Linked DNA regions of Mus musculus: region 2 is linked to region 1. Evidence: chromatin loops called from intact Hi-C (ENCODE). Cell type or tissue: left cerebral cortex. All regions are shown on one strand.

The links. Peaks named below come from ENCODE experiments on the same cell type or tissue, not always from the same donor. Only the 100,000 strongest peaks of a DNase experiment are listed, where the experiment ranks them.
Region 2: a loop joins it to region 1, with 7 times the contacts of the local background. A loop is called at or near these places in 5 of 42 quality-filtered maps.

The regions. Positions count from the first base shown.
Region 1 is chr11:82,759,146-82,767,145 of GRCm38, forward strand. Cct6b (chaperonin containing Tcp1, subunit 6b (zeta)) reads right to left here and starts at 5,176. Exons shown (of 14, transcript NM_009839.3): 1 at 4,946-5,176; 2 at 3,043-3,106; 3 at 1,205-1,339. The coding sequence starts at 5,082. It overlaps Zfp830 (zinc finger protein 830), which reads left to right and starts at 5,200. Exons shown (of 1, transcript NM_025884.4): 1 at 5,200-8,000. The coding sequence starts at 5,227. The coding sequence ends at 6,318. In left cerebral cortex, a CTCF peak has its summit at 3,485 (motif pointing left); DNase peaks (open chromatin) are centred at 4,874 and 5,173; H3K4me3 peaks cover 2,214 bases; H3K27ac peaks cover 1,106 bases.
Region 2 is chr11:82,232,141-82,240,140 of GRCm38, forward strand. No RefSeq gene overlaps it. Among named protein-coding and RNA genes, the nearest start is that of Ccl1, 56 kb to the left of the region's middle. In left cerebral cortex, a CTCF peak has its summit at 3,576 (motif pointing right); a DNase peak (open chromatin) is centred at 3,600.

The sequences.
Region 1 (8,000 bases):
TAGTCCTTGCGAGGTGTCCATCGTTCACCTGTGTTTCAGAGGAACACTAACCCTAACTCAACCAGTGGGATCTAAATTAGCCTAATCAATTCCCCTGACAATGGTATTCAGTTTAAAATGTGTGTAAGACTAAGGTTGGCCCAGGGGAGGATTAAAATGCTATAGCTGGAGGAATGTCTTTATCTTACCCACACCTGCTGAGTCACACTGGCTTCCTCTGATGGTCTTACCTTCAAGATCCATTTTAGGATGAAGCCTTATTATGGGCAAAAGAGTTAAGAGATCAAAAGGACCTATGTACTTGATGGCTGGTTGAACTTTTAAATTCCCCAGTCACAGACTATACACTATTTTCTTATGTAAGATGATGACTGATTTCTGTATAGGTAAGAGAATTTTAGTTGTTTCCATGATTTAAGTCCAAATCTAAATGAGGTAAGTTACAGACACTGAATAGATAATTCTCAAACACGAAGAAGCCAGAATCTCCACTTCAACAAGGTTATGTTTCTTAGATAGTCTCTGAGGAAGACAGAAAACTCAAATAATTATAGAAAAGACGGATAATGTCGAGAGAAGAATACAATTAAACAACAGTACAAAGAAATGTGAATGATGGCTTCACAGGCTGATGAAGAGAGGATTCGGCTAAGTGCTTTAGGAAACAGGGACTAGAAAAACCCACAAAGTGGGGCTGGAGAGATGGCTCAGTGTTTAAGAACACTGACTGCTCTTTCAGAGGTCCTGAATTCAATTCCCAGCAACCACATGGTTGCTCACAACCATCTGTAATGGGATCAGATGCCATCTTCTAGTATGTCTGAAGACAGGACAGCAACAGCTACTCACATACATAAAATAAATAAATCTTAAGAAAAGAAAAGAAAAAAGACACAAAGTGAAAACCCTCCAATCATCTTTCCCATTATTTTTAAAGGAACAACATTTTGTTTCAACTTTTATTAGTTACATTTTCTTTTCTAAGCAGGATTCATGGGTACACGGGAGCTTTCTCTTTAACCTTTCTATATATCATTAAATATTTTATATTTTTAAAAGTATATAATTGCAATAAAAGCCATTACTTTGGCAAAAAATAAAAAGCACTTTCCATTTACAACTGCCTAAGGTTATCTTAATTAAAATTAGTTCTCATCCTCTAAAATTAAATTTAAAAAACTTGCTTTGTGTGAATGTTTAATACCTCAGAAATGTAAAGATCAGCTTGCTTTAGCAACTCTCCAATGATCAGGACATTTGAGGTAGTGCCATCCCCTGTGACATGGTCTTGGGCTGCTGCCACTTTTGCAATGATGGAAGCCGTTGGGTGTTGAATTTGCTGGAAAAGGTAAACAGCAAATTTAAAGACAGAAACTATGATGCGGAAAGCCACTGAATCCAAGGCAGCCCAAGGGACAATAGTAAAATTAACAAGCAAACGTCATGCTGCGCACTTACAAGGTCTGCATTATCAACATTTAGTAAATGTCAAATCCAAAGTTTTAAAGTTGAGAATTAATGAGGTTTGAACATTGTATGAAAGTCTTTGCTTCAAAATGCAATGACATTTCCAAGAAGAGATTAAGCCCTTCAATCTCTAAGAGGAATATATTTATGAACACCGTAGAGGACTTTTTCTTTTTGCATGATTACAGAGACTATAATGAAGTGCTCTGGAAAAGATGTTATTAATTTGTAAGTCTCCCTAAGCTATCAGAATCTATAAACATTTGAAAACTGCAAAAATCATTCTGTTGAGGTTTAATCCAACAGCCATATCTCAAGACTGCAGTATTTAGCTGGCAGCCTTAAAAATACAAATTGTGGTCAGGTGGTCTTGGGGAAGGCCTTTAATTAAAAAAAAAAAAAGTTGGGTTAGAGAGACAGCTTAGCCATTAAGAGTATGTTCTGTTCTTCCAGGAAGTGGAGTTTGGTTCCCAGCACCCAGAAGTGGCTCAAAGTCCAGCTCCAGGGAACCTGAAACCCTTTTCTGGCCTCTGCAGGTACCAGCATACATGTAGCATACATTCATAAAGATAGACCCTCATACATATGAAATTTAAAAATCAATAAAATCCTTAAAAATATAAATTGTGGGCTGGAGAGATGGCTCAGCGGCTAAGAGCACTGACTGCTCTTCCAGAGGTCCTGAGTTTATTTCCCAGCAATCACATGGTGGCTCACAACCATGAGATCTGAAGCCCTCTTCTGGTGTGTCTGAAGACAGCAACAGTATACCCACATACATGAAATAAATATATATATATATACATGGATAGATAGATAGATAGATAGATAAATAGATAGATGGGGGAGGGGGGTAAGGTTGAAGGTGTAGCTTAGTGGTAAAGAGCACTTGCCCAGTATATGAGGGTGCATCACTCAATCTCTAGCATTGCAAAAAAAAAATATATATATATATATTTTTCAAGACAAGGTTTCTCTGTGTAGCCCTGGCTGTTCTGGAAGTTGATCTGTAGAACAGGATAGTCCTAAACTCAGAGATCTGCCTGTCTCTGCCTCTGGAGTGCTGGGTTTAAAGGCATATACCATCAAGCCCAGCTAAAAATTTTTTTTCTTTAATTTATGTGCATCGGTGTTTTGCCTGAATGTATGCTTATGTGAGGAACTGGAGTACAGAGTTGTGGCCTCCCATATGGGTTCTGGAAATTGATCCCAAGTTCTCTGGGAAAACAGCTCTTAATCACTAAGTCATCTCTCCGGCCTGCAATAAACAAACAAACAAACGAACTTTCAGAGTGTACCTTCCCCACCCCAATGTTGAACCTAGAGTCCTGCACATGCTGGGGAAGTGCTCTATCCCTGAGCTGCATTCCCAGCCCATGTGCCATGTTCTTAATTAAAGCTTATACAATTTATCATAGCCAGCAGCAGCTCGGCACTGCATCTAATACCTGAATCCAACACTCAGGAAGCTGAGGCAGGCAAGAAGGGGAGAGGAAATTGTGAATTTGCGGCCAGCCAGGGCTACATAGGCAGCTCCTGTCTGAGAAAAGAAAATGACAAAGAGCATTGGCTCACCATCTCATGAAGCAGTACATTGCCGTCTTTGGTGAGTTTGATGTCACCTGCCCCAGAAACAAGCCTGTAAAAAGGACAATGGTGCTTAACTACACAAGCCAAGAATCAACAAACCCTCCCGAGTTCTTGCCATTTATGGTCCTAAAAACAGTTGACTGGGCTTGGAAACGCTACACTGAGCCACGTGGTGACATGTGGTAGTGACTGCCACTTGCGTCTCATGGGATTAGTTCTCCCGGATGACCTTACAGTAATTTCATTCCAAACAGAGCATTTATGGTTTAAACACGAGCTGATGAGTTATACATGTTGGCTAATGAAAAGTATAAAACAGGGCTGGAGAGATGGCTCAGAGGTTAAGAGCACTGGCTGCTCTTCCATAGGACCTGAGTTCAATTGCTAGCAACCACATGGTGGCTCACAACCATCTATAATGAGATCTGGTGCCCTCTTCTGGCATGCAGGCATACATGCAAGTAGAACATTGTATACATGATAAAAATAAATATTTTTTTAAAAGTATGAAACAGAGTACAAATCTACAAATTTCTGTAGGTTTTTATCTTGGTGAATGTCATGATTCAGCCACTGAATTTAGTTGTCTAGTGCCTTGCATTTATTAAATCACCAAGCTTAGTCAATTCTACAATTAAAATGCCTTTGGACATCTCTCTCCAATTTAATTGTTATCCTTCCTAGACTGCTTAGACAGCATCTTGTCTCCTAATTTGAATCAACCCTCCATGCTACATCTTTCTAAAAGGCAATGGGATTCAGTTTCCTGATCACCAATCCTTCAAAGATGTTACATTCTCTACCATCTTCAAGATAAAAATCCAGGTAATTTATCAGTAACATACTTGGCCTTTTCCAAACTCTCCTGTTCCATCCACCATTATTCCCACAGTAGGTCTTTCTGTTCCCTTAATGCATTATAATGTTTATTTCTGGTGGATTTACACCACTAGGAGGTCTTGATTCCTGTCACTCATTCTTCTACAACTCTGATCAAACATCCCCTGATATCTGAGAGGATTTTCCTTCAATCATCGGTAATTGGGCCCTTTCCTCTGTAAAATCATTTGCATCTCTATATAATTGACATACCTGTCACTGCCATGTCACTTTAAGGATACCATCTCAAAGGCTAGAGAGATGGCTCAGCAGTTAAAAAGCACTTATTGTTTTTGAAGAGGATCTGAGCTTGGTCTCCAGCACCCATATCAAATGGCTTACAACTGCCTATAACTCGAGTTCTAGGGATCTGTCACCCTCTGACCTCTGGGGGCATCTGCTCACACCTGATGCACATAAACTCAGACAGATGTGCACACGTAAATATAAATCAGGTTTTTAAAGGAAAGGACAGAAACTATCCCATCTGTTTTTCCAGCATCTAGTGTTAAGTGGACTCGTTTACTATAAACGCTACTTTGCTCATTCCTCTCAGGGTGTCTCTTTCCCAAGAGACCTTTTGATCTCCCCTACTCTTCTTTCTTCGTAAAACAATGGTGCTAAATAAACATATGTCCAAATGGATGACTAAACATGAAGAACTGTAGGTGCGGAGAGTCCCAACTGCTGGAAGATAATGGAACTTGAATTTGAACCTATGCCTGCCTAGCTCCAAAGCCAGTACCACTCCACCACGTCAAAACAATACTGCCTGCGGCGGAGCTGCAGCCCAACGTCTGCTGAGCGCGCGCACAAGGCTAACAGTTTCTATTGACGGAGTCTTTTCTTCGGGGAGGCGCTCTCTTCCTCGGCTAGAGAATCCTAAGAGCAGGAGTGAGAGAGAGGAAACCGGGTGTCTAAATGTCGCAGCATTGCTCACAGGTTTTCACTGATCAGCATCAGAATCAGAGTGAGCCGCGACACCCCGCACACTCTAGCGGCATCTCACATTTTTAGCGCGCCCTTAGGACCCAAGGTGGGACGCAGCACATCCTGCAGCCCACGGGCGGCGCAGATGTTCACAGCCAAGGCCGCTTGGCTCCGGGTCACTTCAGCGCCAGGGTTAGCGATTTTGATCGCAGCCATGGTTCAACAGTCCAGCCCCAAACTTGCCGACTCCGAACCCTGGCGCCACGCCCACACTCCTGAGTGTGGGCCAATCGGCGCCATAACAGGAAGTGACGCTATCACGCCTCGGAAGCTAGACTCGCCTGAGTCCTGGGCGCAAACATGGCGTCCTCCACCTCTACTCGGACTCCGGCTGGGAAGCGAGTGGTGAATCAGGAAGAACTGAGGCGCTTGATGAGGGAGAAGCAGCGCCTGAGCACCAACCGGAAGAGGATCGAATCTCCATTCGCCAAGTACAACCGTCTGGGGCAGCTGAGCTGCGCACTGTGTAACACCCCGGTCAAGAGCGAGCTCCTGTGGCAGACCCATGTTCTGGGAAAGCAGCACCGGGAGAGAGTAGCGGAGCTGAAAGGCGCCAAAGGAGCAACCCAGGGCCCGTCGACCGGCACTGTACCTCAGGCCACCAAGAGGAGAGCGACGGATGTGGAGAGCCAAGACGCCAAGAAAGCCAAGGCCTCCGCGGGACCTCAGGTACAGCCCTCCACCTCAGCCTCGTCCGCCAACTTGGATGCCGCTAGGGCGGCCCCCAGTAAACCTGGACTCGGTTTACTGCCTGATTATGACGATGAGGAAGAGGAGGAAGAAGAGGGAGGTGGAGAAGAAAGAAGGGACAGCAGCAAGCATCTTCCGGATGCACAGGGCAAAGAACACTCGCTTGCCTCTCCGAGGGAGACAACAAGCAATGTGCTGCCAAACGATCCGTTTAATACAAATCCTCCCAAGGCCCCCTTAGTTCCTCATTCAGGGTCCATTGAGAAAGCAGAAATACATGAAAAAGTGGTGGAAAGAAGAGAGAACACCGCCGAAGCATTACCAGAAGGGTTCTTCGACGACCCTGAGGTAGATGCAAAGGTCCGGAAGGTGGATGCCCCAAAGGATCAGATGGACAAAGAGTGGGACGAGTTTCAAAAGGCTATGAGGCAAGTCAACACTATCTCTGAAGCGATCGTTGCTGAAGAGGATGAGGAGGGACGGTTGGACCGGCAGATTGGAGAGATTGATGAGCAGATAGAATGTTACCGCCGAGTGGAAAAGCTGCGGAATCGCCAGGATGAAATAAAAAACAAACTTAAAGAGGTTTTGACCATAAAAGAACTTCAGAAAAAGGAAGAGGAGAATGTGGACAGTGACGACGAAGGAGAATTACAGGATTTGCTGTCTCAGGACTGGAGGGTAAAGGGGGCTTTGCTGTAAGGTTTTGAAGACCCAAGCTTTCCATCAGTCCCCGCTGTCCCTTAAAAAGTGCTGTGTCCAAGTTCTTGGGTTCCTCTGACCTTGGATACCCCTAATTGTTGGGATAAAGTAAGCCAGTGAGGAGTAATACTTTGGGGATGGTACTGTGTGCGGTGCTATTTATTATAAAATGTTTGAGGTAAAACCGTTTTTGACATTTTTGAAATTATAACCACAAATTGCCAACTTTTTCATCTTTACAGGTTCAATGTGGTTTTTCAGTTGTAAAATCTAAGTTGTAAATATTGCACATAGCTAAGTATATATTTATATAAGTCACTCTGTTTTGATCCTTATATTAGTCAGATAAAAAAGACACATGTTTATATGACCTCGATGTATATATATTTTCAAGCCTTAAACTCCAAGGGTTGGCGCTTTGGGAAGGTTGTTTTTAGAAGGCCACTCATAAACACATATTCTTCATAAAGCAGTGGATGGGTATTCTTTTTTCAAAAGCATACAGATGTCCAGACTCCAGCACAGTGTTTCTTTTGACAAGATCAATGATTGCTAAGTTGTACATCAGTATCACCTGTGAAACTTTTGATTGTTCATGGAATGTCAAATCGCCTATGAAGCTTTAGTGCCTGAGCCCCATCTTAAAGAGGTTTTGACCATAAAAGATTCCATAAATTAAATGGGATCCAGATGACAATATTCTTGACTATTCCCAGGTTATTCTAGTATTTGCCCAGGTTGGAGATTCAGCTGCCTTAAGTGTAAAACCTATCTATATATTTTTCAGGCTTTGTTTTCCTTGAACATGCTCTGTAGTTTACTGTACTCCCTGCCCCCGAGTGCTGCTAAACAGATCAGAGCTATGGGAATGCTAGGCAAGTATTCTCCCACCACCAAGCCAGTTTTCAAATGAAGGAAATATTACCCCATTGAGTTGGAAATTTTATTTTTGTGGTAAATCAGGCTTGTGTTTACAGGTTCTTTCAATGGCAGGAAGATAGGTAAGTTGCTAGTAAGGCAATGCCAGTTACCTTATTCTAGTTATTGATATTTTAAAGTTTTCCTTGCTTTGGAGGATGAGTGTTTTATATACAGCATCTTCCAATTTACTATAATAGCTAAGACATACTGTTCTAAGCCTAGGCCAGTCAGGATTCTAAGCACTTTACATATATTAACCCATTCTAGCTCAGGTTTTATAAGGAAAACCACCAAGAAGAAAAGGCCTGAAAGCCTTGAAAACTGGATGTGGTGCCTCACCCCTGACATTGCAGCTTTTGGAAGGCTGAGGGAGATGCAGCCTGGACTATGTAGTGAGACCTTGTCTAAAATAAAAAAAAAAAAAAATCCTTTAATTCTAAAGAACTGTTTTTACAGGCAATGTGGAAATAAATGGAGGATTTGGGTTTTTTTAAACTGAAGAAGTCTGTGACAATTCGGTGTTATTCTAGTTGTAGTGTGTGGTATGGAAGAAGTCTAGGACAAGGAACTGGGAAATTATGTACACAACACTTCAAAAGTTAAGCGACTGATTAGTTATGGACTAAGAGGGTGGGAATAACAATTTCTCAGGAAGAGCTAACATTTAGTAACTAGAAGTAGAAGAAAAAAATGTAGAAGGGACAGGAATAGGAATGTCAAAGGACTTTTTTTTTTTTTAATGATTTATTTAAATATGCATT
Region 2 (8,000 bases), 530 kb before region 1:
AGGGGCAGCTGGAAGGATGGATCAGTGGGGAAGCGGTGCTTGCTGCATAAACATGAAAGCCTGAGTTCAGATCCCAGCTTGCATGTGAAAATGCCCAGACCAGGCTACACACACTCCTGTGACCCAGCACTGCTGGGGCCAAGTCAAAAGGATCCCTGAGACCTGCTGGTCACCAGCATAGCTTTGGGTTCAGTGAGAAACCCTGTCTCGGGGACATAAAACAGAGCCTGATAGAGCAGGACATCAGACATCCTCCTCCAGTTTCTACAAGGGCTTGCACACATACATGCACATATAGGACACACATATATGTGTGCACATGCATGCACATATCACACACGCATGCACACCGGTGTGCAAAGTCTTTGAGGAAGAATGTAGAGAGAGTGCAGGGGATGTCTGGCCCTCTTCCCAGGGACCTCGAGGCTGTATCCACCATGGGCCAGCCAACCACGAGACCCTCTGTACAATATATGAGGATCTCCTGATGCTCCAGCCTGAGGAACTGAGCTAAGCATGATAGCATCTCCCATGAATCTGCTTTCTGAGGCGTCCCGTGGAGCCACGAGAAATTGCAGAGAATCTAAATGTACAGCCGTCAAGCCTGGCTCCGTAGCCGCCTTCAGCATAGCGTTTACAAAGTGTGTGTAATAGCATGGAAAATAGTCGTGATAGTGTGAATGAAAGCAGGGCGTGAAACTGTGCAGTCAGTATAAACTCAGCTGTGTGAGAAGGGAAGAAAAGAATTAGAGACAGGACAGACCAAGGCAGTAAATGCATCCAGAAATGAGCATCTGGGAGCAGGGTGATGTCACTTTCTGCTCTTGGCTGAGTTTTCTAACCTATTTCCTCTGTGTGTGTGTGTGTGTGTGTGTGTGTGTGTGTGTGTGTGTGTGTGTGTGTTTTATGGGGGGTATAAGATGTCTGTAAGTATGATGTGAGGGTGTGTATATGGGGGGATGTGGTATGTTTTGTATGTGTAGTGTATTTTGTATGTGTCTTTATGTGAGTGGTATATGTGGTGTGAGGTGTGTGTGCATGATGTGTTGTGTGTTTTGTGTATGTATGTGGTTGGTAGCATGGATTGCGTGTGTGGTACATAACATGGTTTGTGTGTGTGTGCATGTTTATGTGTCCATATACACACGGGTACACATGTGTGTACAGTTGTAGGTGCACGTGTGCTCATTCATATGAAGAGGTCAGAGGATAACCTTGGGTGCTTCTCTGCAAGAACCCTGAGTTTGCCAATTAAGCTCGATGGACTGGCCATCACGTCCTGTCCTCTGCCTTCCTGGTGCAGGGGTTATACGTGAAGCCACCATAGCCAGCAGATTTTTCTTTACTTGGGTGCTGGGGATCTAATTCAGGTTCTAGTGCTCAGAGGCAAGCTGAGTACTATGTTTATAAAGCGATGGTGTTCATTGCTGGTGGTAGATGGAAAAAGAGACACCCCGGGGCAAATTTCTGAAATAAGAGACAGATGAGAGGGTACCACTCCCTTCTGTCCATGAAAAGACAGGAGACTTTGACCAGGCAATCAAATCTGCTCCCAGATGTTCCCTGCAGCAGCTAGTTTAAATCATTTGCATCTCTGAACCAGTGTGGCATGGTTTGTGTGTATGTTTAGGTGGTTTGTCTGTGTGGCATGGGGTGTGTACATGGTGTGAGGTGTGTGTAGTATGGAAAGTATGGTGTGTGTGTGTGTGTGTGTGTGTGTGTGTGTGTGTGTGTGTGTGTGTGTAATGTGGTTCCTGTGTACATGTGGTGTGTAGCTTTGTATCTGTGCCTGCTGATAGGAAGAGAAAATATCAGAAGAGATGCCTAGGAAGCTGGTTGTAACAGGTGTCAGCACACAGTGTCTATCCTGCTACACAGTTCACCCTTGCCAAATGAGGCTACTGCTCTGTCCTCAAATACACTGTTGCAAAGGCACTCTTGCCTGCCTGTGGAGACCCACTTTCGGAGCTAAGAATCGCTACATGCAGCTGGGAGGCTGCCTTGTTAGAGCCCCCTCCTCTCTGTGTCTTGTCTCATCCCATCTGCCATCGTCTCTGCCCACTTGGTTAAGCCATCTGTAAATAGCAGGACAGCCGCTCCCTGATGGCTCTGGGCTCTGCCCTTTCTGCTGTCTCTACACACAGACTGTTTCCTGCTTTCCAGAAACTCAGCCTGGCAAGCAGGGGCCTCAGATAACGGCTTTCTGAGGCTGTCAAAGCTCCCAGTAGTGATGTTCGGGAGGGGTCTCTAGTCTTAATGATTCATGTGCTAAGGACTGTCTTCTACAAGAGGATCAATAATCTTCGTCCTAGAAACAGTCCCCACTAACTGGTCCCTCCTCAAGGCTCCCTGGAGACATGATTCACTTCTCAGAGCAGATCAAGAATAGAGGTAAGGCTGGAAAGTCCCTTCGAGACAACCTGCCCCATGTGTTTTTGGGATACAAACAGAACCCAGAGCCAGAGTGAGTGGAGGCAGCAGGCCCATGGCCAAGTTCAATTTGAACCCCAGTTTCCCTAACCCTCCCCCATCACACACACAATTCAGTTATTCATTCTGGCTGAAGAAAGGCCTGTGCAAGACTGAGAGAGACAAATCACCTCTGGGGCTCTCGGCCTGGATGGGAAGAATTCATATCTCTCTTCACCACTACCTGGAGCCCTGATCCTCTTCTACCTTGACCCGAGTCTGGAGTCCTCAGGAGACTGCAGGAAGGGACACCCTGTCTCAGTAACTGATGCCATCCCCTGCTGACAACTACCGGCAAACCCCGATGTCCCCAAGCTGACACCCAGCCACACTCTGTCCTCACCACCGGCTGCATCTCCCTTCATTCCAGCCACATTGAACTGCTGGACCTGTCTAGAAAAAGCCCTGGACTGTTATCATGACCAGGGTATATTACAGAGAAGATTCAGAGAATCATTACATAGACACTGTGTGTACACTGGGCTGCCTCAGGCACAACCTATGCAGACATCCTGGGAGTCCATGGTCAACCAGCCAAGCCGGCTTCCTTGGCTACATCTGTTCTTTCTCCACCTGGAAAATCCCTTTTCTCCCTTCATGGCAGGTTGAGACCCACAGCCCTGGGAAGGAATAAGTGAGTCACTTTCAGTAACTCCACCTCTGCAGCCTAATGTTTTTCTCATCACTTCTGCCATAACGCCTGATACAGAGTCTTGGAGTAGGTCCCCTCAACTTCCACACTCACTGATGCTGGGACCAGAGGGTACATTGAGGCTGGGGGATGCTCTTTGCCCCAGGAGATGCCCTGATGCATTCAGGATTCTATGCACTGCATGTAGGTAGCAAGCCCATCCAGTTAACAGCTGAAATCTCCTGGCATCTTGCACACCACACCAACTGAGGACCAGTGCCTTAAAGTTGGATTGGGAGGTCTTTTCCTTCCTAGTAGAAGGAAAATTCTACTAGGCATTGGCTTTTGTGAGGGTGTTTAATTATTTTCTGAGCCTGTCAGTACCCAGCACACAGTAGAGAAAACTATCTGCTTAATAGATCCACAGAATGGGCCTTAAGAAATCTGAAAAGCTCCACTAGATGCATTACTAGTTATAACCACTAGAGGGCAGACAAGGCCTGCCAAAAGCACCATGCAAGCTCCAGGCAGAGCCAATGCTCAGTCAACGCCAGGGCCCAAGTTCTGCCTGACTCTAGGATTCCTTGCTGTTCCTTTGTCCATTCTCAGCACATCCAGGGCAATACTGTTAAAACAATGATGAGTCAGGTCTTGCCATCTCTCTATTCCAGAGGCCACCCAGAGCCTCCATCTTTTCTCTACAAAAGCCACAGATCTTGTAAGAAGAGCACAGGGTTACCTCTACCACTGCTCTCTCATAACTTCTCCAGAAACCCCAGCCCCATCTACTGTGTCCCCTTCAACTCCAATCAGGCCAGACACTTATTCCATGGCTGAGCGTCTCACCCACCTGAATACCTTTCCCTCTTTTCTCAATACCCTGTATCCCTTTATCTCTCCCCAACCCTCACTCCCACTTCCTGAATCTCACAGTCTAAATAAATGCACAAGAACCCATCCAGCAAGACCCTTCCTGAGCTGTCTGTCTCCCACTCCATCCTACTTGGCCTTCACCCCCATAGCAGTTATAGCAAGATGAATGGGTGGGTGGGAGGAAGGATGGAAAGATTGAAGGATGGATGGATGGATGGAAGGAAGGAACAACAAACAAATGGATAAATTGATAGATAATCATGGACAGGTAGGGGTTAGATGTACATAGACATATGGGTGAATAGATAGATGGATGGTGGCTATGGTGGCTACATGGATGGGTGAGCAGGTAGACACATGATGAGTACATGCAAAGGTGGGTGGGTGGAAGGGTGGATAATACTTCTCTTTCTCATTCATTGTTTTTCTTAATTCTCCAGTGGTAGCCTCCAGGGAATGAGTGAGGGTTTAGTCTCCTTTGATTCTGCAGCCCTAGAGCATGGTGCATGATGTCTGTTAGATGGTTGTGGGAAGATGAAGGAGTAACAGCAAGTTCTGAGCTGAGTCAGCTAAGGAGAACTGCATGATGGGATAGACAGGTTTTCTCATGCAAGCATCCTCCTCCAAGAAGTGGCCTCTGCCATTCAAACCAGACGACAGAATCACAAAATCCTGATTGGAAAAAAAAAAATGGGGCTAGAAAAAGGTATTTGCTGGCCCTGTTATTTGTGAGAAGGCAAACTCTGCACCCAAAAGTGAGGCTTAAATCCCAGCTTTGAACTTCAATTCCAGTGAGATGACAGAAGAGTCTCTCAAAGCCTCTGTAACTTTGTTTCAGAACTGGAAACAGTAGCGATAATATCAGATCACTGAGCCACCTGCCCAGCAAGCCCAGGTGCTCGTTCATCATGCAGGTCCCTTGACAGAGGTCTTCTATGCAAGGTACCTTCTACTGACTCAGCTAACGCCCAGCCTTCACTCAGAAGCTTGCCTGAATCGTGCTCTGGTAAGGTGTCCTGGGATCTCTGTCAGGGTGTACCTCAGCCCTTTCAATGGCTGTTCCCCCGGGATCTACACCTTGCGGATGGAGCTGTGTCTGGCTTCATCTCCCGACATTTTCAGTCCCTTACGGAGAACAGACTCTCACTGGAGAGAGTCCCTGTCTGTCTGATTTCTCTGCAGCCTCCGAGCCTGCCACACTCGAGTCTACATTCTCCCTCTGTCCATCCCCAGCCACCCTACAACCAAAGCTGAAGCCCATCTCCCAAGGCTTCAGTAGTGACTACCCAAGACATGCAGGGAAATGGACCCTGGTGTCTGGGGACCAAAACAGAACATATAACAAGGGAGGTCCAAGCTGTGGCCAGCAACAATGGGGGGAAGGTGGGGCACACAGAGTGACCAGCCAAAAAGATTGCATCCTTGGAGCTGCGGCCAGCAGCAGCAGAGCCTGGAGACATCAAACCTGCCAGCTAAAACGCCCCATGAATATTTAACAGCCATCAATATTTAATTAGTGCAGACAGATTAACTCTGAAATCACACACTGGGGCTAGGCTCCTCAGTCCTAGAGGGGGTGGGGGGGTGCGGAGTAAGTCCTGAGAGATGGCCCTGTTGTCCGCCATGAGGTCCCAATACCACCTTTCTCTCTCACCTCCACAAACCACCACACACACACACACACACACACACACACACACACACACTTACACTCACACCCCGCCCTGCATAAAGTGAGCAGCAATTGGAACAGCCAGAGAGCAGGAGAAACCAGGAGGTCTGTGTCTCAGGAGAAGGCAGGGACAGTGGAGTGAGGGTTGTGCCAGTCAGAAAGACCCAAACTGAGGCTCCTTCCACTTTGCATCCCCTCCAGCTCGGCTGGGGCCGCTCTGGACCTGGCCTGGCTTCAGGAGCAGGTGTGGGTGTGTAATTACCTTTGCGCCTTGGCGGGCCTGGATTAAGCTGTTTATTGCCTCGGCAGTAACACGGGGAGTCTTTTATCCCTTCAGTTTCTTTGAGTTTTATCACATCTTAGGCCACTTTTCCATTTAATGGAGTGTCCCAGTTCATCAAGTGCCTGGCCAACGCCTTTTAAACAAACAAGCAAGCAACATTTGGTAGGAGCTTTCGAAATGTCAAGGCTAGACCTGGGCTTTGCCTCTGAACACATCACCCTCACTTTGCGCTCCCAGGTCCATCCAGGCTGTACTTCCTGTCTTGGCTGCTGCTACCTCCTCCAAGGCCTGCCTCAGGGAACTTTTCCTCCAGGACACCTTCAACAACTTCCTTGTTTACACTCATGTTTGCTTCCCTGTTTCGCCGAGGCAAAGCTCCTCGAAGACAGAAATTCAAACTTCTGCATGCATCCTGCCTGACAGGGAAGGGGATGCTCATTTGTTTCCAGGTTAATAAACTTGAAGTGAAAAGAGGTTTTACTGAGGAGCTGGGAGGGCACACTATGTGCATGACTGTGGGAGCTATGAGGGCACACTATGCACATGACTATTTATCAGTTGGCTGCTGATACAAAACAACCACAAGTCCCCAGTGGTTTGTATCAATGAGTATTTGGTATCTAGGGTATATTCAACCAAGCTGACTTGGAACTGATCTAAATTCAGCTGTGCAATTATCCACTGGGCCACAGTAGCTAAGCAGCCCCGTCCCCCCCCCCCCCACTAAAGCAGTGGTTCTCAACCACTTGAGAGATCCTCTCAGCCTCTCTCACTTGAGAGAGCTCACAGTCCCTTGGAGAGGATCAAATAACTCTATCCTAGGGGTGGCTTAAGACCACCAGAAAACATATTGTTTACATTAGGACTCATAACAAGAAGCAAAATTATAGCTATGAAGGAGCAACAAAAATAATTGTATGGTTTTTGTGGTTGGGGGTCACCATGATGTGAGGAGCTATATTAGAGTTGCAGCATTAGGAAGACTGAGGACCACTACTTTAGAGGATGGAGCTGGAGCTCCTATCCTCTACCCCAGACGGTGGGCTGGCCAGGACATAGGCATCGCACAGCAGTGAAGGGGAACAAGAGGGATGCCTGGCCACATAAACCCACGTCATGCCCATGTTTGTGTGGCATTGCTAATATATTGCAGACCAGGACTTGAAAAGCCCAGTGGGGAAGCCTGGAAGCCTGGTCCTCACACAGCAGAGCCATAGAAGGGAGCAGGTAGGGTGCTCAGAGAAGGGACCAAGGTTTTGACTGACCACGTGGGGTTCCCATCACACGGCACAGGACCCCAGAGTGATGAGGCCCCGGGAGGGATGGGATCAGAACTGTTCAGTTCTACACACTTTATTCAACTTCACCCTGACCCAGTAAAAGGAACACCTGCATTAACTACCCAGCAGCAGGGACAGGAAATGATGTGAGCCCTTGAGTGACAGCCCAGAAGGCAAGCTGAGGGTCAGAGCTAAGGCTGAGGAACAGAGTAAAGTCAACTTTGGACACCTGCTCGCTCTAGGTAAGGGTGACGTGGGGGTGGGGACAGACCAGTGTCTCTTCCTGCTGGTGACTCTTTCCTGTCCCCACCCTCCTGAGAGTGTCATTGCTGGTCAACCTCTACCCACTTCTTTCTCCTCAGTGTGGAAACTCTGAAACCTTCCCTCTGAACCTCGAGTCAGTCAGTGCCATTAAAAACACCAACGCTTTGGGGCAGAGGTGTGACTAGAAGGAGGTGGCTGGCAGGTAGGAGACTCTCTCTCCATAAAGCCTGGAACCAGATACTGAGAGTTAGCCAGTATAGCTGGATAATACAAAAGAGCCTTTATTGGGATCAGAAATGCATGGGTTCCAATCATGCTCCCCCCACCCCACCCCCATTGGCAAGTTGAATAACTAAGGCAACACATGAACTCTCTGATCCTCCAAGTTCTTGTATGTAAAATGGGTTATCATAACCTTGTGCAGTGCTGTGAGGGGTGCCCCAAAAGCTAGAAGAACATACCTGTAAGGCACCCAGCATGGTGCAAGGGCCAACACAGGACCTCAACATGGGCAACATATTGGCTACT